Linked DNA regions of Homo sapiens: region 1 is linked to region 2. A link is an interaction called in ENCODE POLR2A ChIA-PET data of the cell type or tissue named here. Cell type or tissue: A673. All regions are shown on one strand.

The links. ChIA-PET counts read pairs that join two places held together with the same protein. Peaks named below come from ENCODE experiments on the same cell type or tissue, not always from the same donor. Only the 100,000 strongest peaks of a DNase experiment are listed, where the experiment ranks them.
Region 1: POLR2A ChIA-PET joins it to region 2 with 5 read pairs; 8 of 35 experiments call an interaction of 5 or more read pairs at or near these places.

What each region holds. Positions count from the first base shown.
Region 1 is chr10:33,342,294-33,347,293 of GRCh38, reverse strand. No RefSeq gene overlaps it. Among named protein-coding and RNA genes, the nearest start is that of NRP1, 10 kb to the right of the region's middle. In A673, no CTCF peak of the experiment used is centred here; no DNase peak of the experiment used is centred here.
Region 2 is chr10:33,416,451-33,421,450 of GRCh38, reverse strand. No RefSeq gene overlaps it. Among named protein-coding and RNA genes, the nearest start is that of NRP1, 84 kb to the right of the region's middle. In A673, no CTCF peak of the experiment used is centred here; a DNase peak (open chromatin) is centred at 1,920.

The DNA of each region.
Region 1 (5,000 bases), 74 kb after region 2:
GTGTCAACACAACATGTTGACAATAAGCCAAAAAAAGAAAAGAAAAGTAAGCAAACAGATTAAAAAAATCACTCTCATAGTTCTTCTTTTAAAGGAATAGCACTAGAAAACAAAACAAAAAATATCAAGGCCAGAGCACAGGACTAATCTAGCTGGATCTGAAAGGGACATATTAAAGGTCACCATTGTGTAGGGCACACGAACTCAACACCAAGAGGATTTGGGAGGCATTCGGCTTTGACTTAATACTGTAAAAGTGTTTGTGCTTAATTATGGGAGTCCTTGGGGGCCCTTCCTTGCCCCCTTCCCATGTGGGGTGTCGTCAGTAATGGAAATCACCTGGTTGTGAGATTAACAAAGACAACACTCGAGATGCCAACCAGGCGCCACCGTTGTTCTAACAAATGACAACCGAGCCTCTATTTCAGGGCAGCAGGATGTCACTCTGGGGGATTTTTCCATCAGCCAAAGTGCACCTACCTGGACCTTTGTAGATGCGACCTTCAATTAAGGCAACGATTTCCTCATTACCCATTTTCCACAGGCTTATTTTACAGAGATGCTCCCAGGGAGCACGAAATGGGAAAACTCAGAAGGAATAAGAAAAGGGATTTTAAAACCAGGATAGTCATTATAGCCTCAGGGGGAAAGGAAGAATGTTTGGGAGCCTTTATGAAACTTTATTTTATTTATATTGTTTTTCAAGTACATCTTTTACTAAGGGATGTGATTGTCAAAACGGCAACAAATATACACTTTGTTTGATGGATGAAGAAGTTCCTCTCCAACTTCCCCCTCCTGCTTTGGGCCAGCGTGGAGCTGAAGAATATTTTTATGTTAGCAACAAAACCTACCTCCTGGACTTCATAATATTGAGCATGTTTGCTGGAGCCACAGCTTAATCAGTATGAGCCTATCCAATACCTCTATGAAAAACCAAAAACTGCCCAGAAACCTTCTCTATCAAAAGCATGGTACACTGTAGGTAGAGCTTCCAACCTCACAAGCAAGTCAGCAATTAAGCTCAGAATTGATCTGAAAAAGACTCTGAAAAATAATATACCGCTGGTCCAGAAGCTAGAGACGACATAAAAGAAAATCCACAGCAAAAATGTGGCATCATTTGTCTTCCACTTGACCTAGCACCAGTGGTGCTCCGCTCCTGCTCCTAGAACTGGGGGAATGATGGAGCAGGAACCCAGGCTAGGCGTATCTGTTCCCATTTGCAAGAGTATCCAGAGAGGCAGAAAATTTCCAGTAGCAAAATAGCACGAAATCGGAGAAACATAAAAAGGAACAGCCACATTTTGACTCATATTTTCTTGATAAGCCTTTTTCCTTAAATTTTTAATTTAGCTAACTCTCAAAGATCTTCCATGAAGTAAACACTCTTGTTCTCAGCTGAACAGGAATATTGACTTGCCTTGTGTTTTAGAGCAATCAGGCAGAGAAGAGTTTTGGTGAGGGGTGTCTGTGTTTGCGTTGTGCTGTTTCCTTGCTTTGTTTTCTTTGTGGTTTGATCATCCCCTGCCACTCCTCTGATAGAACTTCATTTTATTATCATATTTCTTATTGCAAGCTGACAATATGTACAGGTAGACATAGGACATGGTATCCATGTCCACTTCAGAGATTCATGGCCCATGTTAGGAACACAAACAATTCAGAAAGAAAATATACCAAGAGCGTTTCAAATATCAGCTGTGCAAAGGAGTCAATGTCAGCATAGGAGTCAATGTCAGCATAAGTCACGTCATGTGCCATCCTAGTACAGCACTCCACACTTTCAAGGCCTCCAGTAGTATTGGGTAATGACAAGCCTGCACTAATGTTTTATCAAAGCTGCTGAAAAAAACAGTAGAATGATTCAATTTGGCAACTGATAAGGTCCTGATACATCACTTAATTCAATACTTGTCTCTTACAGATGGAAACACTGGAAACCGAGCTGCATGAAGCATGTAGTGAGTTCTATAGTTTTATGTTGCTCTGGCATCGGTCCTGAATCTAGGCTTGACTTTCTCATACGGGGAGCAGGGCTTAGTCATCTTTGACATAGTCTTCTGCTCTCTGCTTCCTCCCAGTAACTCAAGGTGGTTGACAACCACTTGCTGGTGACCACCTCCCTAAGGGAGAGCTGGATACAACCTACTTGACTGGCCCCACTGACTGCCCCAACAACTCCCCCACCAACATAGAACACACAGATATGCTGCAGTGACCCCCTCTCAGTTGCAGTCTCCACAGAGCTCACCCACCGATTAGAACTTCCCATGGGAAGCCTACTTGGGTAATGCCCTAGACCCTAGTAAGGGCTTTGGCCCACAGGTCCCCCCTACAACTCTCTCTCTTGCTCCCCACTCCCTGGTTGCATGTGTGTGTCTCAGACAGTTCCCCACTTCCAGCTGGCCCTATGAGTCCTGCTCCCTTCCTCTCTGGGACCTGTGAGTAATACACATCCTCTGCTGTTTCATGTGCTTTGTTGAGTTGCCTCCTTTGTGTCTCCCCTGCCTGACATACCTGAACCCAACCTCCTTCTGGGGTCTCCTAGAGAGGAAACCGATCCAGGCTTTCCTAGAGAGTAGCTATCTTGGTAGGAATAAACTGAACACAGATCAAACAAGAGCCACAAGGGTGTCTGCTCGTAGAAACGGATCCCTGTGAGAGAAACACCTGCTCACAGGTGGTCACTTAGACATTAGGCCTTCCCCCAGGATGAAGAAGTATCCCAAGAAAGTCACACTGTAGACAACCTTGCCCACTTCCTCCACAGCCCCTTCAGGGCAGGGGTTGAGTTTGTAGACGCTCTCCGGAGAGAGACCTTGGGAACAAATTAGTGGAAAATATGACAAAGTGCTGTGTTCAGAATTTCTCTGAGAGTTGTGGAGAGCGGAGACTGGACTCCCAGTGCAGTGCTCTGAAATTAAGCTGTGCTTTTTGCTTTCATAGGTGAGACTCTCCCTGACAGTGCTCCCATCCCCATTTAAGTGTGTATTTAAAAATTTTTTTTAAAGGTAACATTTTGTAAAAGAATAAACTGGCACCACAGACGTGTGTGGGCCTGTTCCAGATACATCTCAATATAGTCAAGTAATTCTTTTGTTCCAAGACTCTTAACATACCTCGAAAAAAACACACCACACAAGATATGCTCTGCAGAAGAACAGTCTGTTCCAAGCTTTTCCATTTATGATGCTATTGCTGTTATACTGCACACTTTTCACACCTGTAGTCCACCAGTCGTAGCCCCTTAAAAATGTTGCATTTGTTGAGGAAAACTTCATATTTTAAAGGTGCTTCTCAAGCACTGTCTTCATGGCAATCTCCCCAGAGTAAATATAATCTCATTTCCTTTACAAAGGCAGCTTTAAATGTCTGAACACAGCAGTACACTCCAACTCCAAGTATGCATAGGTTCCTTACATCCTTATGAAGATATTTTGGAAGGTTCCTTGCCTCCAAAAACCTTCCTCACCTGGCTAACAGTGGTGCCTGCAATCTCACCATTCTATGAGTTAAGTATTGTGTTCTGCCACTGCTCTATTTCTTTGGAAGTCCTTGTGAGAGGACAGGGAAGAGCGAATTAAATTAGGGACATACACCCAAAAGGAGATGGAGTTAAAAATGAACTCCTCTTGGCCGTATACAGCGGTTCATGCCTGTAATCCTAGCACTCTGGGAGGCTGAGGCAGGCGGGTCACTTGAGGTCAGGAGTTCGAAACCAGCCTGGCCAACATGGTGAGACCCCCATCTCTACTAAAAATACAAAAATTAGCTGGGCATGGTGGTGGGAACCTGTAATCCCAGCTACTCGGGAGGCTGAGGCATGAGAATCACTTGAACTCGGGAGGTGGAGGTTGCAGTGACTTGAGATTGCACCACTCCACTCCAGCTTGGGGACAGACTGAGACTCTGTCTCAAAAAACAAACAAAAGCTCTTCCTGCTTTATAATTTTACTGACAGCTGGCCCTGCATACAGTACTGGCCTCAGATTTTGAAGTAAAATCTATAGATTCATGCTGTCTGCCACAGCTGGATATTCAAATAAAAAACTGAAAGCAAAGCAAAATAAAACAAACACGACACTAACACCAACCAAAACAAAAACTAAGAACATGTACAGCTGACCCTTGAACAACACAGGTTAGAACTCTGCAAGTTCACTTCTTTACAGATTTTCTTCTGCCTCTGCCACTCCTGAGACAGCAAGACCAACCCCTCCTCTTCCTCCTCCTTCCTCAATCTACTCCTTATGCAGATGATGAGGATGAAGACCTTTACGATAATCCACTTCCACTTCACGAATAGTAGACGTACTTTCTCCTCCTTCTGATTTTCTTAATAACATTTTCTTTTCTCTAGCTTACTTCATTGTAAGAACACAGCATATAATACATGTACACGATATGGGTTAGTTGACTATGTTATTGGGAAGGCTTCTGACCAACAGTGAGCTATTACTAGCTAAGTTTTAGGGGAGTCAAAAATTATATGTGAATTTTCAACTGTGCAGGGGAGGGGTCGGGACCCCTAGCCCCCATATTGTTCAAGAGTCAACTGTACTATCACTTGAAAACAACTAACTATAACCAAGAGAATGGGCTGCCGAGTGGTGGGCACCTGTTTCCGCTGACTGCCTGGCGTCCTTTTCCCTTTATTTGTATCACAGAATCCAGAGACTCCCTTTTCCTCTTGGAGATGGCCTGTCTGCATTCTGTCTACCATGTGTTCTCATGCCCACAGCCAGGGTGGGCTTAAGAGTAACCCGTCTCCCTTGACAACTAACTGGCCCAGGGATGGGTACATCATCCAACTGGAGTGAATCAGAATTTTATTAATGATAATTACATACTCTGAGGGAGAAAGCACCCTCTGCCTGAACACTTTCTCAGTGATCATGACCTTGAAGGGCCCCTTAACTACGGAGCTGTCATTACTATCTTTGACACTGCCTGGGGAGTTCTTGCTTGAGAAAGAAGCCAGCTCAGATGAAAACACA
Region 2 (5,000 bases):
TATTTGGGCATTAAGATAGCTCGATCTTTCATTTGGCTTAATTTTCAAAGTTATCTGGCTTTCTTAATGACTTAAAAATAATGATTTTTCTTCCTGCTTACAAAGTAATTCAAATTTAAAATAAGGCCACAGCATGCAAGTAGAAAATGAACACCATTCAAGAAATCACCACCTGCTGGGACCCCCTTGAGTCTTTTTCCCCGTATATATGTGGAGAAGAGGGTGACGGAGAAAAGGGGGTGGAGGTTAATGGAGGTAAACAGATTTGTTTCTCTTGATGATCTTCAAATCTTGCTTTTCTCTCTGGATCAGTATCTGGGACATTTATTTAAATTCCAGCATCCCCAGGCCCCCACCATGAGACCCAAATGGTTATTTTCTTGAATCTCAGAAATGTTTGATGCCGCTTCAGCAATAGGCTTGCGCATCTGTGCCTCTTGAAGCTATCTATTATGTTCACTTCTAGATTATTGATCATTTTATTTATCAATTCCCTGCTCATATGAACCTCTAGTCCTAGTACACAAATCAGAATCAGGAACTTCCCTTCCTGTGGAATCTTCTTGCATCGATTCTGCCTTTAGCTGCTGATAAGAATAGGATAGGGGTTGCCTTTGTTTCTCCAGAAAAAGGAGAGGTGGCCCTGGCCATCTGGGTGTCATTTACTCCAAACATTTACCTCTGATTCTCTAGACATTTCGCCCATTTTCTTTTTCTTTCTTTCTTTCTTTCTTTCTTTCTTTCTTTCTTTCTTTCTTTCTTTCTTTCTTTCTCTTTCTTTCTCTCTCTCTCTTTCTTTCTTTCTCTCTCTCTCTTTCTTTTCTTTCTTTCTTTCTTTTCTTTCTTTCTTCTTTCTTTCTCTCTCTCTCTTTTTCTTTCTTTTTATTGGGTGGGAGAGGGGGCTGAGTCTCATTCTGTCACCCAGGCTGGAGAGCAGCGGTGTCATTTTGACTCACTGCAACTTTAGTCTCCTGGATTCAAGCGATTCTCCTGCCTTAGCCTCCCGAGTAGCTGGGACTACAGGCATATGCCACCATGCCCAACTAATTTTTGTATTTTTAGTAAACACGGGGTTTCACCATGTTGGCCAGGCTGGTCTCAAACTCCTGAACTCAAGTGATCCACCCACCTCGGCCTCCCTAAGTGCTGGGATTATAGGTGTGAACCACTGCTCCCAGCCTCCTCCATTTTCTTTGCAGCGCTTGTCTATTTCTTCTCATCCTTTCTTCCTCTGTCACACTGTTTTCACCACTTCCTCTGTACTTTCAAAATCAGCCCTCTGTTTGCCTTGCCCAAATCTTGTCTCCCTTCTATTCTGCCTTCCCTGTAGTTATTTGTAAAGTTTCATTCGTGTTGACATGTGAAAATTCTGACTTTTGTCCTATGTTGTATCTGTGAGCTCTCCTTATCCTCCCCATTATCTCCTTACTATAATCACCAAAGATTTATTCCTTTAATTTATAAAAAGCAGATTCTACAAGCCTCATGAATCAACCGAATGCTCTGGAAGGTACACAGGTGTAGAGGCACTGAAAACAAAATCTGGATGATACAGCCGTCTGCTAAACTCCCAGGTAATCGTACTCATGTTCTTCATGTTTTCACCTCCAGTGAAATTTGGCCCTGAAGACATTTCTTCTACATTTGTGGAGTAAACGGAGTCATCCCATGGGTATAGCAATCCCCTCTGCCCTCGATTTCCTAGACACATCCTCCCCTAAGTCTTGACTTTTAAATGTTTCTCCTCATACATCAAATAACCAACCTAAAAATGAACCCTGTTTGTTTCCTTTTTAAGACACCTTCTTTCCCTTCCTGACTGTCAATAACACCTCCCCGCCTCCCAAACCTGGGGGCTTGCAATCATCTATTATTCCTCCATTTCCTCCTCTGGCCACACTCATTCCCACGGGACCCTCACTCCACTTCCTGAACAGAAATCTTACAAACCGAGTGCTTTCTTTCTCACTTCCACTGTGTCTCTAGTTTAGGCTGAAATAATTTCCTGCTGAATCTGGATAGGACTCCAGCTTCCTCCTCCTAACTCTCCTGCTTATCTCTTCTCATTCTTAGGAATCTAAAAAGCTCACTATCAAAATTATTTTCTTTTCTCAGCCCCTGCCATACTCTTCACCCCCTCAGATGTATTCCATTCATGTGGGTTTTTTTTTTTCTCTTTTTGATTTCCAGATGGATTTTTCATCTCTCAATATAAAATTCAGCGTTTCACAATATTTGTGTGACCCTCCTTTTTATATAAAATGCTTTATATCACAGTATCTGGGTAACCTACCTTTTTATCTCATCTTCTGCTACTCTTTATCCTCCATACCCACCTTGCTATTAGCAACTGGCTCTCACAGACCTCCTATGACGGTGTCTTTAACTTCAAGATTCATTTCATTTTAATGCTTTTTTTTTTTTTTTTTTTTTAGATGGAGTCCCGCTTTGTCGCCCAGGCTGGAGTGCAGTGAGACGATCTCAGCTCACTGCAACCTCCACCTCCCAGGTTCACACCATTCTCCTACCTCTGCTCCCGAGTAGCTGGGACTACAGCCGCCCATCACCACACCAAGCTAATTTTTTATATATATATTTTTTAGTAGAGACGGGGTTTCACCATGTTAGCCAGGATGGTCTCGATCTCCTGACCTCATGATCTGCCCGCCTCGGCCTCCCGAAGTGCTGGGATTACAGGCGAGAGCCACCGTGCCCAGCCCATTTTAATGCATTTTAACTTAAGGCTTGAGCACTATGTTGTACAGATCCTATGCACTATACATCCCCTTCCGGAACAGTTTTGTTACAAATAACAAAGAAAGATGCGTTAGACTTTGTTACTACATGGCAAACGATTTCTAAACACTTCTTGTTTTGAATCACGACAAGCCTGGCCACAAGACATCATGGTTACAATTACATTAAGAATACTTTATGACCTTGGACATGAAATGGGAAGTGGGACAGCCCTAGAGTAGCCTTGAGGAAATGTTGTGTTCTGGAAACTGCTGTGGGGAAAACATGAAACATTTCCTAAGACCCAGGTAAAAGCAGAAACAAGAGAAAATCTGCCTCAGCTGTTTCCCAGGGAGTTTTCATGCACTGAAAACCATGAGTGTCTCTGTGCTCACTTAATGGAGAAGGTGCTTGGAGACCTTGGGATAATTTGTCTAACTTTGATGGAGTTGGATTGGTGCCTGATTGAAGCACAAGGACTGTGGGCCCGGCAGCCTGCTTTCTGAATTCTCTCCCTTGGTCTTGGATATTGTCTTGGTGGTGTTTGCAATAATACTTCAGCTGGAAGATCATTTTGGATCTTATAACTACAAAACCCTGTCTAACTTTAAAACTCTTGTATTCATAATAATCAATATGGTGCATTGACTTTCTCCCCACCTCTTAGGTATTATCGTGTCCTTTAATGCAAAGATGCATCAAAATGGCTGATGCTGTACATCCGTCACGATTTAATGCTCTTGTTTTAAATGTGACTTCCTGGAAGAGACTGTTCGAATGCTGCCCCAAGCTGGTCCCCCTCAGACCACTCCTGGGAACTCTGTCACAGTTGCTTGCACGGTTTTACCTCTTGGATTTTAATACATATTAGCAAAATCTAAATGAGATTTTTTCATTGAGCTAATTTCAATTTCTTCCTTAAGATAGGCAGGAAAAGCAGCATGAGGTTTTGCCAGCTGCAGCTTCAGCGCTTTGATGGAAGGATGCAAGCTCACTCTTTATCTCTTTATGGATCACAAAGGCCTGGACTAATTAGTACTTATTAGAAAGCCGATTAGAAATACATTTTATTTCTCCATGTGGTGTAAATGGAACATGCCGAGGCTGGCTGTGGACGGAGATGTAGTCTACAGTACTATTGCAGACGTGGGGCCTGCAGAGCTCCACATGTACAGTTGGGGACGTTCACCAGATAGCTCTGGGAGCATGAGATTCTCTTTCTTTAACCCTAACAGGATCCAATGCTATGCAAGTGCTAGTATCTACATGCTTTGGACAATGAATACCTTTTCCTAATTTTGATCTACTATTCCTTCTATATTTGATCTAATTTCTTTTCTATTGCATTTCCTTTTCATTCTCATTTTCTTCATTCTCAACCTGGTACATTCTGGATTTTGTTTAATTGATGACAGACACCAACACTTATACACATGCATCATCTATTTTTGAGAACCCTCCATCTTCTTCTCTAAGAATCTCCCTATTCGGTTATCCAAAAGTACACAATTAAGGTTGATATATCTCCCCTACCCCTTTAGACATTCCATCCTATACTGACCTTAGCTGTGCTCCTAATTTTTTCCCAAAGAGTCTGCTGACAATTAACTTAGCTGATGAATGCAAAGAATGTAGGTACATATTCCTCTACAAATTTTCCGTTCACCCAATAGATATTAGAATGCTAATGACTATTAAATATACAATTTATTATATATCCTAAGTATGCATGTATGTATCCATCCATCTGTCCATGCATCCATCCATCCATCGATCATCCATCCATCATCCATCCATCCATCCACCATCCATCCATTCATCCGTCATCCATCCATCCATCCTTTATCCATCTATCCATCATCCATCCAACTAGCCACTATCCGTTTTTTCTCCTATATACAAATTGTAATAGCAACCTATCTCCTTATTTGGCTTGGGAGATTGAGAGTGAGATGCCTTTTCCCGTGAAATACTTTCTTTTGATTCAGACTCAAGTACGTAAGCCATTTCTGGCCCTCCACTCATGACAGGAATCTGCAGGCATTTATATATGTGCCACCTCTCTTGTTATTAGACTAAATGCTTCTTACTAGCCAGCACTGTGCCCATTTTGAAATGGTTATCATAAGCTCAGTAATCTCCATGTGGACAAAAGATAGTTGCTAATTGTCCAAAGTACTTGCTCAGGAACTCAATTCTGTGCCACTGTTACTGCTGAGCTGACTAAGCCATTTGCTCACCTACTTTTTTATATTGTACAGTTT